2 separate regions of the Homo sapiens genome follow, and region 1 is linked to region 2. The links are chromatin contacts, found by Hi-C or POLR2A ChIA-PET in ENCODE. All regions are on one chromosome and are shown on one strand. The core of a region is the stretch at or near the end of the contact, and the rest is flanking DNA. Distances in the headings are between cores, read along the strand shown.

Region 1 (7,001 bases), core at 496-2,995, 60 kb before region 2:
TACCTTAAAGAGTAAAATAAATGATTGGTCGCATAAATTTGTGTCTGCTGCTCGGAACAGATCAAAGGGCCATGCAGACTGGCTCATGGATGTAATCCCAACACTTTGGGAGGCCAAGGCAGGTAGATCGCTTGAGCTCAAATGTTTGAAATCAGCCTGGGCAAGATAGGGAGACCCTATCTCCACACAAAAAATTAGAAATTAGCTGGTTGTGGTGGTGCATGCCTGCAATCCCAACTACCCAGGAGGCTGAGGTGCAAGGATCGCTTGAGCCCTAGAGCTTGAGGCAATAGTGGAGTTGTGATCACGCCACTGGCACTCCAGCCCGGACAACAGAGTGACACCCTGTCTCAAACAAAAAAGAACAAATCAAGGAAGCCCATGGTGCACTCGGCCCCACACTGCATGAATCCTGCCATGGGGCCGCAGGCGGCTGCAGCTAGAGGCACCACTGTCATCATGGGAACTACAGAACATTAAAGCTGGAAGTGGTGAAAGCGTAAGTGCAAGGGGTGAGTTTGAGAAAAACTGTGAGCCTTATTTCTGCATAAGACATTGCAGCTTCCTTCCTACCCCTAGATTCTCTGACAGTCTATTAAGGCTCCCACCCCTTTTTAGAGGCGTTTTTAGGTTAGTATTGACCTGAATCATTTTTTTTAGACTCAAGGTTCATTTTAGTTTAGGTGAACAAGCAATTATTGAGTTTCCATTTTGTGTTAGGCAGTGTCCTAGGCACTGGAGATACAAAGGTTTGTAAGACACAGGTCCTTCTTGTTAGGAAGACAAATCCTAAACCAATCATTTACACTCTGTTCACTGCCATAACAATGAAGTGCAACAGGAAGCTATGGAAAGAGGAGCAGAAACTGACTCAGACTGGAAGAGTGTGGAAAACATAATGCATTGAAGGGTAAGTAGGTTACAAGATACACGGCAGTAACCACCAAGAAAGTGAAAAGACAACCCATAGATGGGAGAAAATATTCACAAATCATATGTCTGATAAGGAACTTGTATACAGAATACACAAAGAACTCTTACAACTCAACAATAAAAACAAAATCTCAATTTTAAAAATGGACAGGCTGGGTGCGGTGGCTCACGCCTGTAATCCCAGCACTTTGGGAGGCCGAGGCAGGTGGATTATGAGGTCAAGAGATCGAGACCATCCTGGACAACATGGTGAAACCCCATCTCTACTAAAAATACAAAAATTAGCTGGGCGTGGTGGTGTGCACCTGTAGTCCCAGCTACTCGGGAGGCTGAGGGAGGAGAATTGCTTGAACCTGGCAGGCAGAGGTTGCAGTAAGCCAAGATCGTGCCACTGCACTCCAGCCTGGTGATAGAGACTCCATCTCAAAAAAAAAAAAAAAAAAAAAAAAGGTCAAAGGGTCTCAACAGACATTTCTCCCAAGATGATATACAAATGGCAAATGGCCAGTAGCATATGAAAAGTTGCTCAATATCATTAGCTTTCAGGGAGATGCAAATCAAAAGCACAATGGGGTGCCACTTCACACTCACTAGAATGGCTATAATCAAAAAGATTTAAAAAAAGTGTTGGAAGACAATGTGGAGAAACTGGAACTCACACATTGCTGGTGGAAATGTAAAATGATGCAGTCCTTTTGGAAAACAGTCTGGCAGTTCTTCAAAAGATTACACTTAGAGTTACCATATGACTCAGCCATTCTGCTCCTAGGTATACATTCCAGAGAAATGAAAATCTATTTCCATACAAAAACTTGCACGTGAATGTGTGCAATAGCAGCATTGCTCATAATAGCTGAAAGGTGAAAACAGCTCAAATGTGTATCAACTAATAAAGAGATAAAATGTGATATAGCCACACAACACAATACTGTTTAGCCATAAAAAGGAATGAAGTACTTATTTACAACATGGATGAACCTTGAAAACATAACTTTAGTGAGTGAAACCACTCACAAAAAACCACAGTCTATAATTTCATTCCTATGAAAGGTCCAGAATAGACTAATCTATAGAGACAGAAAGTAGATTAGGGGTTGCCTAGAGTTGGGAGGGTTGGGGAAAAATGGCTGCTAAGGGGTGCGAAGTTTCTTTATAGGGTAATAAAAATGATGAAAAATTGATTGTGGCTCTGGTCGCAAAACCTGGCATATGCCAAAAGCCACTGAATTGCATTTTTGAAATGATAAATCATGTGATATGTGAAATACATCACAGCTGTTATATACATTGAAAGATAGCTATATCACAATTCCATGAAATGTTGGTTGTTGATACCTTTCTGATAATGATGATAGCAGTAATAGCAACAAACTCCTATTTCCACACCCAGTACTTTTTGGTACTTTTTGTCAAATGTCCAACATGGGGACAAGCACTTTAAAAGGATTTCATGAGCCCAAAGGCACTTAATGGCATAGAAAAGATTTACCTAATAGAATATTAGGAAAGACTTTTCACCATGAATGCCCCAAAACTGCATAAAACAGCACAACCACTTTTAGGCGGAAAAATGTGATCTCTGAGGAGGCTGTAAGCAGTCATTATTTAAATCTAGGTCAAGACCTACTAAATAATCATAATGGCAGTTTTAATGGAGGCTAAAATTTACTGTTTTTTTTTAAATGACTATTATTTCATTTCTGTTCTACCAGAGCATCACTACGGAATGAATCAATACCAATAATCCAACAAGAACAATGCACAAAATGAGTGTGCTTTTCAAACTGCTGCAATTAATTTGTTAAAAAAAAAGAAAAAATGGTTCCTCTCAGCTATAAAAATCTGCTAATACTTGCCAAATAAAATGGAATTGCCTAGAAACAGACGAAATGAAGGAATGTCTTGCTATTGCTCTCAGAAAGGGAAGCCCTAACTCTTAAAATAAATTTGTGTGAAGCCACAAACTGATACATATTTCACGGAAAGATTGATCCACACTGGGCTGTTTCTCTAATATATTACTGAATGACTACGACCAGGACATAAAATTGATACGCTGGTGTGATACTCATGATCATCTAGCAAATAATATAATAACATTTCTAAAGTATCACAAATCATCTCTGTTATTTCACATTCTCATTTGGTCAGAATTTCCTTATGATACCAAAGGGGTCTACATTCTCTTAAGATGTATTATTACCTCTATCCAAAGGACAGAAGGGATTTTCCTAAATGACAGGGGAGAGCCACTGAAATGTCTTTCAGAGCAACGCAATGAGATGCCAACGGGCTCTATTGATTATTCCCATGCTCACAGCTCATGTGAATATTTATACAACCTGGTGACTGTTGATTAACTAAACACCAGGTGCAAATTTTGCATAATAAGCTTTTTTAGGCTAAAAATTTGGAGCAGGCAAAAATTCCATAAAAGTGAGCTTTTTTTTTTTTAAGTGAATCAACTGAATAAACAAAGGCAATTTCTCCACTTCACTAGAAATCTGAACCCAAGATTTATGCTTCTCTTATACTCTGCACATAAATTAGGAAGCGTCAGGATGTACGCTACTTAATTCAATTTACCAAATTGAATTCTGGATGGGTAGGAGATCTAGTCACAGACTAGGTCAGAAAGGACCCAGACTAGGTTAGGATGGACCCAGATTGGAGTTACAGTGTCACCTAATACAAGTCATGTGACATGTGGCAAGTCTCTCAACCTCTCGGAATTTCATTTTATAAAACAATACTTCCCACCTCACAAGGCTGTGCTGAGAATTAAATGAGATGATATAAGTGAAAAGCATGCTGCAATCTGTAAACCACTATGAAACAGATGGACATGTTATTATTACTAGCACCAGCGAGCTTTCATTAAAAAATATTTATTGAATATTTTCTTGTGCCAGGCTCCTTATTCGTGGACATAAATAATAGACTGAAAGTCATGAGTCCCATTCTCAGTGAGGAAGCAGAGGCAACACAGACAGATAATGAGAGGGGGCGACTTTCACAGCCTCAAGGTAAGAATGTCAAGATGCAGTGAGAGTCTGGGGCGGACATATCCATGGCTGGGCAAGAAGGCAAGGGCACAAAGAGGTGACCCTGAGATTGACTTACCAGGAGTCTGGCTGAAGGAAGTAGGAGAGAAGGAGAGTTATAACAAGTACTTCTCAATTGCCGAAATTGAATTCTGGATGGGTAGGAGGTCTAGTCACAGACTAGGTTGGAAAGGACCCCATGTGGCATGCTAAGGAGTCAGATTTTATTTCACAGGTCAGCTTTGCAAATTGGCTTGATGATAAAAACCACCTGGCGTCCTTACTAAAAATACCTGTGTTTAGGCTGGATATTTGGATCTTGTTGGTCTAGCAGGACCTCAATGGAGGATGCTTAGAAGCATCAGTGGGCAAAAATTGAACAATTTTAAACAAGGAAGATTTATAATCAGACTTACGTTTCAGAAGAGAATACAAATGAATAATAAATGCAATGCTAAGCATCCGACACCTTATGAAATAGAGTTTTCTTTGTAAGTTGTATGGTTTCCCCATTTGAATGAGGAATCACAGGGCAAAACAAATTAATAAAAACAACAAAAACCCTCACAAGAATGAATGGTATCCATATTTTCCCCTAAGCCTCTTATTATTATAATTATTTATGAATCACTCATTTCTGTCTTCTGGTGTGGAACTAATGATGATTTCCATTTAATCTGTTATCAAGGAGTAGAAGCTGATTTGTAGCTACATTGTGGAGAAATCTTAAGCACTGTGCTGCCCAGTATGTAGCTGCAAGTGTCACTGAGTACTTGCAAGGTGGCTAGGCTGAAGAGAAGTGTGCTGTGAGTGTAAAACACGCACAAAATTCTGAAATCTTATGAGAAAAAAAAGAACGTAAAATGTCTCAATCATCTGTATATTAATTCATGTTACAATCATAAAATTTTGGATATATTGTATTATATAAAAATATTTTAAAATTAATTTCACTTATTCAATGGTTTCTTTTTACTTTTTAAAATGTAACTCCTAAAAAATCTAAAATGACCAATATGGCTTTTGGACAGCTCTCCTCTAGGATATGAGGGAATTAGCAACTGAATTTGTTGTAAGTGGAGTCGGCAATGTGGAGTTCCTATAGGAACGGGTCCTTGAGGACTTGACAGGCTTAATCAGAAGGCAAAACCTATGCCCAAGGCAAACACAGTACAGAATACGGAGTGTCTGAACACTGTTTCTAGTCAGAGGAGGTGTAACACTGGAGAAGGGACGATTTCTTTGGAGCTCATGTTTCCTTAACTGCGAAGTGGTCATTAATAACTACCATGTTTCCCTTCCAAAGGTGATGGAAGCTTTCAATCAGATGAAATAGGAAAATACTTTCTCATTATGTAAAGTGTTGTGCTGGCCAATTATTAAATGTATAATGAAAAAAAGAAAAATACAAGTTCTAGATATGATGGTGCAGACTACTTAGTTTAAGGGACATTCAGGAAGGAAAGATCACTGGCCACTTGGGGGTCATCATCACAGATAGCTTCAGAGGGGTTGGCTCTGGACATGTAGGATTTGGGAGGCTGCATAAATGTAGGGAATGGAAATGTCATGCCTTAAATAAACTCAAAATGATATTCTTGATACCCTAGTCCAGAAGAGTTATTTTCTAGGAAGTTTAGGGTGGCTGAACCAAATGTAACTTTCCAGGTCACTGTCTTAAGGAAAATATGACTCCCTAAGGTCTTTTTCTACTTTAGAATTATGGTATCACCAGCAATTTAAGCAAACAAAATAGTACAACGAACATAATATAAAATCAAGTTGCTTTCATTCCAAGCTCAAAATCATAGGCTCATCTTAGAACTCTAGAGGTGACTAGCATATCTAAGGGGTAACAGAATTATAATAAAATCCTTTTTTGTATTAAAGTAAGACCAGAAGAAAAAAATAAATAAAAATTAAAAGAAAATAAGGAACTGTCTTCTCAGTACAGTTAATCCTCACTATTTCACATGTGAAAGTAAAGTAAATTTCAAAAAATTTCTGACACATAGAGGCTGTATTCATTATTCTAAGTCTTCATTACAATACCTTCATTTGTAATGATGTTAACCTCAATATTATTTTAAAATAAAAGCTTACTACAAAACTGTCAGTTTTTCATAGCTTTTGAAAGCCAAATATTATATTTTGGCCTACATAACATTTTTAGATAAAGTATGGAAAACAAACTTGCACTTTTTTTTTCATATGAAAGCTAGCCAGGATAAAAGGCAATAAATTAGAGTGTTCAATGACTGCAGTTGAACAACATTGTAGGAAAGGGCAGTTTAAAGAAGTGCAAATCTGAATGATCCACTATTGTACTTTTATTTAAAATGCACAGGAGGCAGGGTTTCATTAACTTCCCCATAATTAAGCAAGGACATTTCAGACCTTATTAGTAGATTGATTTTTACTACTACAGAAAGACAGTGTGTGGGAATTATTGATTTATAGAGAATACAAAGATTTACATTTTGGAATGACTGTGTTCCTGAAAAGCATTTGGAATGACTGTGTTACTGACAAAGGTTCAAGGCATTTGCCAAACATTGACATTCTTTCCTGATACAATTCAACATGAAGTTTCATGGAATATATATCAAAGTTTACACATGTTTTTCTCTGAATAAGTTTTAAAAATGGAAAACTTTTTTGGGAAAATATTGGAAAGGAAAAAAGAAAAAAAATGAAAAACTTTTAAACTAGTTTAAATCTTTTGCACTGAGTACTGAGTTAATTGCAAATTGAGCCTTTTTCAAATTAAAGCTATTTGTCTTATTGCAATAATTCCAATTTTAAAATGTCTACTAGAAAAGTTTAGACTTTTAAGCAATTTAACATTTATATCTAATAAAAGAATATTTATTGATTTCCTATGATGTTTTCAGGTTCTGCGGTAAGTACTTGATACAGTTTATCTCATTTAATTCTTACAGCAATCCTATTATGTGGTGTCTCCATTACAGAGATGATAAAATTGAAGCAGAGAGTGCATAAGTATTTTGTTCAAAGTATGAT
Region 2 (6,418 bases), core at 1,185-3,684:
GTCGACAATGGATTATTGAAAGATTAGAACAAATGCAGTTAGGAGATTACGACAGCACTCAAGGTGCAAACTGGTGGTAACGTAGCTGGCATTAGAGTGATCACGATGGAGATGGAAATAAATGAACACATTCTAGAGATATTTTAGAAGTAAACTGTCAGGTGGTGGTAATGGAGTGGTACTGGTGACAAGCTAGGGGGAGATATTAAAGATGACTACCAGATTTCTGGCTTGTCGAACCAGATGGATGGGCCACCACTCACTGAGATAAGGAAGAAGTTCAAGGGTGGGACAAAAAAGCATTTGTTCAGTTTTGTACATGTTTAATTGAAGGTACTTTTGAAACATCAACAGATGACATGTCAAGTAGGTAGCTACAAATACAATGAATATATATTCTCCATATTAAAAAAACTTTTCATTTTCTCCCCAACCCTACTCTTCTTTTCAAGGTCTTTCCCATTTCGTCAATGGATCTACATTCTCTGTTATTCACTCCCAAACCAGGATATTATCCTTAATTCCTCCCTTTTTCACACCTCCATCCAAACCATTTACAGGTCTCACTCACCAGCCTACCTTCAAACTATGTCCTGAATCTAGCTTCTCACCACCTTCTTCACCAACACTGACAGAAGCCAGAACTATCTCTTGCCTTAACTTCTGCATATCCAACTCATCTCTAGGGTCTCATTCTCATCATCCCCTATAATCCAATCACATAGAAGCCAACATATTTTAAAAACATTAATCAAATCACATTCCTCCCTTCTAATCGCCTTGTCATGTCTTCTCATACTCTCATATCAAGTCTAAAGTACAGTATTTACCATGGCATCCCAGGTTCTAGGAGAACTAGCCTCTCCACTCCTTCCCAACCTTGTATCTCCAGCTCACTTCTCTTTATTCACAAGGACTCTCTTGCTACTCCATGGACATCTCAGGATAATTTCAGCCTGTGTTTTGTTGCCTTGGAACATTCCACCCATCAGTCATTCATGGTTTGGTCGTTCACTTCATTCAGGTTTCTGCTCAAGTCACCTCTTCAGAGGCTATATCTCAATAGTTATCAGGAAATGTCAATGAAGACCACAATGCAATGTTATACCCACCAGACTGGCAAAAATTAAGATGTTTTATAATACCACGTGCTGATAAAAAGTGGGTCTGCTGGAGCTCTTAATCACTTATGAGTGGGAATGTAAACTGGTGATGCTCCTTCGGAAAACAATGCAGTCGTATCATGTGAACTTGAACACTGACATACCCAATAACCATGCAATTCCACTCCCAGCAATAGGCCATGGAGAAACTCCTGTATATGTGTGTTAATAGGAACACATGAAAATGTTCAGCAACATTGTTCAAATAGCAGAAAGCTGGAAACAATCCAAATATCCACCAACAGGGCAATGAATCAATTGATTCTGCATACTCACCCAACAACACATAATTCAGCTTTTAAAATGAATGAACTACAGCTACATGCAACAATGTCAAACAGTTATACTATTTTTACAAATCAAAACAAACAAGCAAAATTAGCTGTATAGTACTTATGAGCATATTTTTAAGGGATAAATAACATTTTTTAAAAAAAGGCAAGAGAAAGAAAAAAATTAGGAAGTAGTTGCTTCAAAAGATAGGCAGGTATATGGGATGGGGCAGAGCACAGATAAGTGCGACAGAATTGGCAGGGCTTTTGTTTGTAGATTAGGTGGTAAGTCATACATATGACACTGTTATCCTTTATAATTTTCAAACATAGTTGTGTGTGTGTGTATGTGTATATATATATATATATATATATGTAATGTTAAGTTAAAACAATTAAAATATTGGCCAGGCACAGTGGCTTACACCTGTAATCCCAGCACTTTGGTAGGCCAAGGCAGGTGGATCATTAATATACAAATATATATTAAATGTTAAGTTAAAACGATTAAAATATTGGCTAGGCATGGTGGCTCACACCTGTAATCACAGCACCTTGGGAGGCCAAGGCAGGTGGATCACTTGAGCCCAGGAGTTCCAGATCAGCCTGGGCAACATGGCGAAACCCTGTCTCTACAAAAAATACAGAAAGTAGCCAGGCATAGTGGTGTGTGCCTGTAGTCCCAGCTTCCAGTCCCAGGAGACTGAGGTGGGAGAATCACTCCAATCCGTGAGGCGGAGGTTGCAGTGAGCTGAGATTACACCACTGCACTCCAGCCTGCACCACAGAGCAAGATCCTGTCTCTAAAAACCAACTAAACAAACAAAAACACAAAAAACACCCCTCCCCAAAAAAACCAAAATACGAAATAACTAACATACCTCTTCTCTGAACTTCATTTGTCTTTATAGCACACGTCACTCCCCAAAGAATATATACATACACACTGACTCACACTCATGCACTCATTTCCTTGTTTATTTTAAGTCTCTCCCATTAGAATGCAAACTCCCTAACTGTGGAGTCTTTGACATTCTTGTTCACCACAGTATTTCCAGGCCTAGAAGAGTACTCGGCATATACAATAAATATTTATGGAATAAATGAATAAATGGATGAACAAATGGCCTAGATAGTGCAAACAAAGCAATAGAGCACTGGCTGGTGCAACGGCTCACGCCTGTAATCCCAGCACTTTAGGAGACCGAGGTAGGCAGATTGCTTGAGCCCAGGGATTCGAGACCAGCTGGGGCAACATGGTAAAACTTCATCTCTACAAAAAATACACAAATTAACTGGGCATGGTGGCACATGACTGTAGTTCCAGCTACTCAGGAGACTGATGTGGGAGGGTCACTTGAGCCTGGGAGGCAGAGGCTGCAGTGAACCATGACTGCACTACTGCACTCCAACCTGGGTGACAGAGTGAGGCTTGTCTTAAAAAAAGAGAGAAAGCAATAGAGCATAAAAGGCTTAGTTCATGAACCCTGAAGTCAGACACTTCCAGGTTCAAATCAAGGCTCTCATTAGTCTTCTTAGCTGGGTGACCTTGAATGAGTTGCTTAACTTCACTGGGTTTCCGTTTTCTCATCTCTAAAACAGGGTAATGGGGGGAGGAGGGGTTGTGATGATTAAAAAAAGAATTTAGCACTTTGTCCAGCACAATATTATTCTTGCACAACGACAGTGTAATTTCCTCATAAAAAGCGGCTTTTTATTGCTCAAGGACATAGCTTTGAGCAATCTGCATTCTTTACGCAGTTTTACTATGACTGATTTTGTCCACACCCAATTTTAAAATGTGAACCAATTGGGCATCCTATAGTTGTTGCTACAGTTTGCTCAGACTAAGGCCATGTGCTAGGGAAATCTTGTAGCCACCAAACTTCCAGTGAGTATGGCACAATATAATCTTGCATTTGTGCTAGCCACTAGCATAGGAAATCAGCAAGACGAGAATAGCAAAAATAACAGCCATTTATTCACGGTTTTCTGTAGGATAAACAACACAGACACATCATCCCATGAACTTCTCACAGCTAGCGTGGGAAATTGGTGTGTACAAGAATTACAGAAAGCAGGGTGGGAAATTGGTGTGTACAAGAATTACAGAAAGCAGGTTCATTATAAACTGTTTTCAAATTTGGGCCTAAGCAGGTTCTGAAATAGAGACCATATTCAAATAGTAATTAGAAATTCTTAAGAGTAGATTTGCACTATCAGCTATAATATATCCTTTTAAAACAAAACAGAAAGCAAGCTCTTTCACATCCTAGATGATGACTTATTTTATAGTAGTAAAACCCAGGGCCTTCGCTGCTGTGAAGCCCATGCAGTCCCTTCCAAAAATTATGGTAGCAAATTCAAAAGGAGCAACTGCGCAGTGCTGTTGACTCACATTGCTCCCAACACACTCACAATAAAAATGAACTTTTCAGTGAACTGACCTATATTTTCCACCCTGGACTCTAGCCAAGACCCAGGCATCCATACCTCTAATGGACCATACTGTCTTAGAGAGCCCTAGGTCTTTCTGGGAGTCTTTTCCAGTTCTGCTCAGGCTCCAGGTCCAAAGGACAGCCCAGGGGTTCCGACGACTCAGGAGAATCCCAGATGAATAATAATTACTCATCATAACAATAATAACGCTTTATACGGTGTTTACTATGTATCAGGCAGTATTTATTATTAGTGTTGTACATATATTTGCTCATTTAATCTGCATAACTGCCATTAAATAGCATATCCCATATGTTATATCCCATGGGGTAGATATAAAGCTTGCAATATGACTAAATCTCACAAGTGAGATTCCTTAAAGTGAACACATGAAATCTATATGCAATCTGACCTTGCTGAGCAAGGTGAGACCACAGCAGAAATCAGCAGCCCATGCCAAATGATCCTTGGTGGTACTGGAAAATGATCTGGCCTCGTGGTTTTGATCAAATGGCACACTCTCCTCTCAGATCCAAACCACAACTTCCCCAAAATTAATCAAGGAGAAATAAATGGATAGAGGGTGGAGCAGAAGAGTACTTAATTTTTGTCACATTTCACACCCTAACTACTTCTCATTAAGTCTACTGGCCTGCATGCGATTCCCAGACCTTTCTTAAATCTCATGACTTTTATATCATCCTAGGCACCTTATGCCCCTTCTCAGCTTTCAGCATAGTCACAACTTCCTCTGGAATTTCTTCCTGATTCAAATGTTCCCCGTCATTTCCCTCCAGCCCCTCTATGCTTAGAACACTCTGCACACATTTCCTACAGTATGTAATTACTGCTTTCAGTTTTAGTTATTTTGTCCATCTCCCCTTTAAACTTTTAGCATCTCAAGACCACGGATGACATTTGTTTTCCCAGCGTCTGGTATAGAGCTGGCTGAGCTGCTGCAGACAAGTAATAAATGTTTACTAACTGAATGAACTAAGGAAATCATGCTCCTCAAAGATGGCACACAGTTTCTCATCACCCACCTAAAGGTGTCTCAAACTGGTGGGGATCTGCCTGATTTGTAATGAAGGAATTATAAAACAACCTTTCAGGCTGGGCATGGTGGCTCATGCCTGTAATCCCAGCACTTTGGGAGGTCAAGGTGGGCAGATCCCTAGAGCTCAGGAATTTGAGACCAGCCTGGGCAACATGGTGAAACCTCATTTCTAGAAAAATCAGGCAGGCATGGTGGCACATGCCTTGTGGTCCCAGCTACTCGAGAGGGTGAGGTGGGAGGATCGCTCTAGCCTGGGAGGCAGAGGTTGCAATGAGCCATGATCACACCACTGCACTCCAGCCTGAGTGACAGAGTGAGACCCCATCTCAAAAAAAAAAAAAAAAAAGAAAAGAAAAGAAAAGACACCATTTCTGAGCATTTTGCTTCCAAGCCCTAGAATTTAAACTTGCCTCTTTTTCAGTAAAACAATAACCAATACTACCACCTATGACCAAGGCTTCTATTTCATCCTTGAGACTTCTCACTTCATTAATATCCAAGTTTCTGAATAGCTTTTGAAGGTTAGTGAAAGGCTGCTCAAAACGTTTTGAGCTGAGTTTCTGTTCTGAGAGTTACTTTTTCTCTTCAGGGCAAATCACATTTGGTTTTCCTTTATCTTTCTAATAAATGCTGTTTGAAAGGTTGGAGGCATTGAAGGTGAAGAGAGAAAGACATATCTAGAAGTTGTTAATCAATAAGGAATTTCTCTGGACGCCTGTGTGACCTCAGCGTTTTTCACATTTCCACAGGTCTCCTTGGAGATGGTTGCTATGATCACTCAGTGTCTCCAGCTAAAAATCTTCAAAATGTGGATCACTGCTTTTATTCTCTTTTGTCTCCTCTTTATTAGCTGTTTTCCCCTCACACATATTTTATTTCTCTATGAATGCAATCTGCTCATAATTTTTTATCAAATTATATTCCATACAAATAGAATGCCCCCATTCTTTTGGTTCCTCTGGAAATGCTTTTATTTGGATTATAACATTTGGCAGTCCATTAGAAATACTATTTATACTTTTATGTTTCCTGGTTCCCTGAAAGTAAATTATTCATATGGCAGTTAGCCCTGCCTACTTCTGTTTCAAAAAACACTAATCTACACTGGAAGTAACTAAACATTGACAATAAAAATGTCCAACCTGATTGATGCTCTTCATGTTGCTTATTTAACAAGCCCTTAGCATGGAATATCTCCAGATTAATTTTTAAATTTATGCAACTTTTATATTTCCCCTCTTTACTAAAGTTAAAGCAAATATACTTTTATTTGACTCTACTTTCATTATTCACATTTCAAATATCTAAATTATTTCATGATGGAGGTTTCTTACAAAAATATATAAGAAGAAAAAGAACTTGAAATGCTGAGTAGATTAAAACAAAATTTAAGTATCAATTGTCCAATAAGCAGAGAAAGCTAAAATACAATATTCAAAAACAATCTTAACATCCTTCCACAGCAAGGTTAGATGCTTTGTTGAAAT

Evidence for each region. Hi-C counts contacts between places; a loop is a spot of excess contacts on that map. ChIA-PET counts read pairs that join two places held with the same protein, here RNA polymerase II (POLR2A). Pooled maps may share reads with other maps.
Region 1: a map of mammary epithelial cell shows a loop between it and region 2 (6-fold over the local background). The contact joins two enhancer-like sites. A Hi-C loop is called at or near these places in 3 of 168 maps with a recorded cell type or tissue (MCF 10A, PC-3 and mammary epithelial cell) and 2 of 50 pooled maps. POLR2A ChIA-PET finds 5 or more read pairs at or near these places in 5 of 52 experiments (A549, BJ, MCF 10A and 2 more).

Annotation. Positions count from the first base shown.
Region 1 is chr12:63,973,420-63,980,420 of GRCh38, reverse strand. All of the region lies in intron 1 of SRGAP1 (SLIT-ROBO Rho GTPase activating protein 1), which reads right to left. Among named protein-coding and RNA genes, the nearest start is that of SRGAP1, 130 kb to the right of the region's middle. Within about 2 kb of position 1,745, at least 5 of the 41 ENCODE cell types and tissues checked have a DNase peak (open chromatin) inside an H3K27ac peak, as active enhancers do; they include PC-3, PC-9 and mammary epithelial cell, where a contact is called at or near this core.
Region 2 is chr12:63,914,892-63,921,309 of GRCh38, reverse strand. The region is part of intron 1 of SRGAP1 (SLIT-ROBO Rho GTPase activating protein 1); the gene reads right to left. Among named protein-coding and RNA genes, the nearest start is that of SRGAP1, 73 kb to the right of the region's middle. RefSeq lists an enhancer at 1,664-2,452. Within about 2 kb of position 2,434, at least 11 of the 41 ENCODE cell types and tissues checked have a DNase peak (open chromatin) inside an H3K27ac peak, as active enhancers do; they include PC-3, PC-9 and mammary epithelial cell, where a contact is called at or near this core.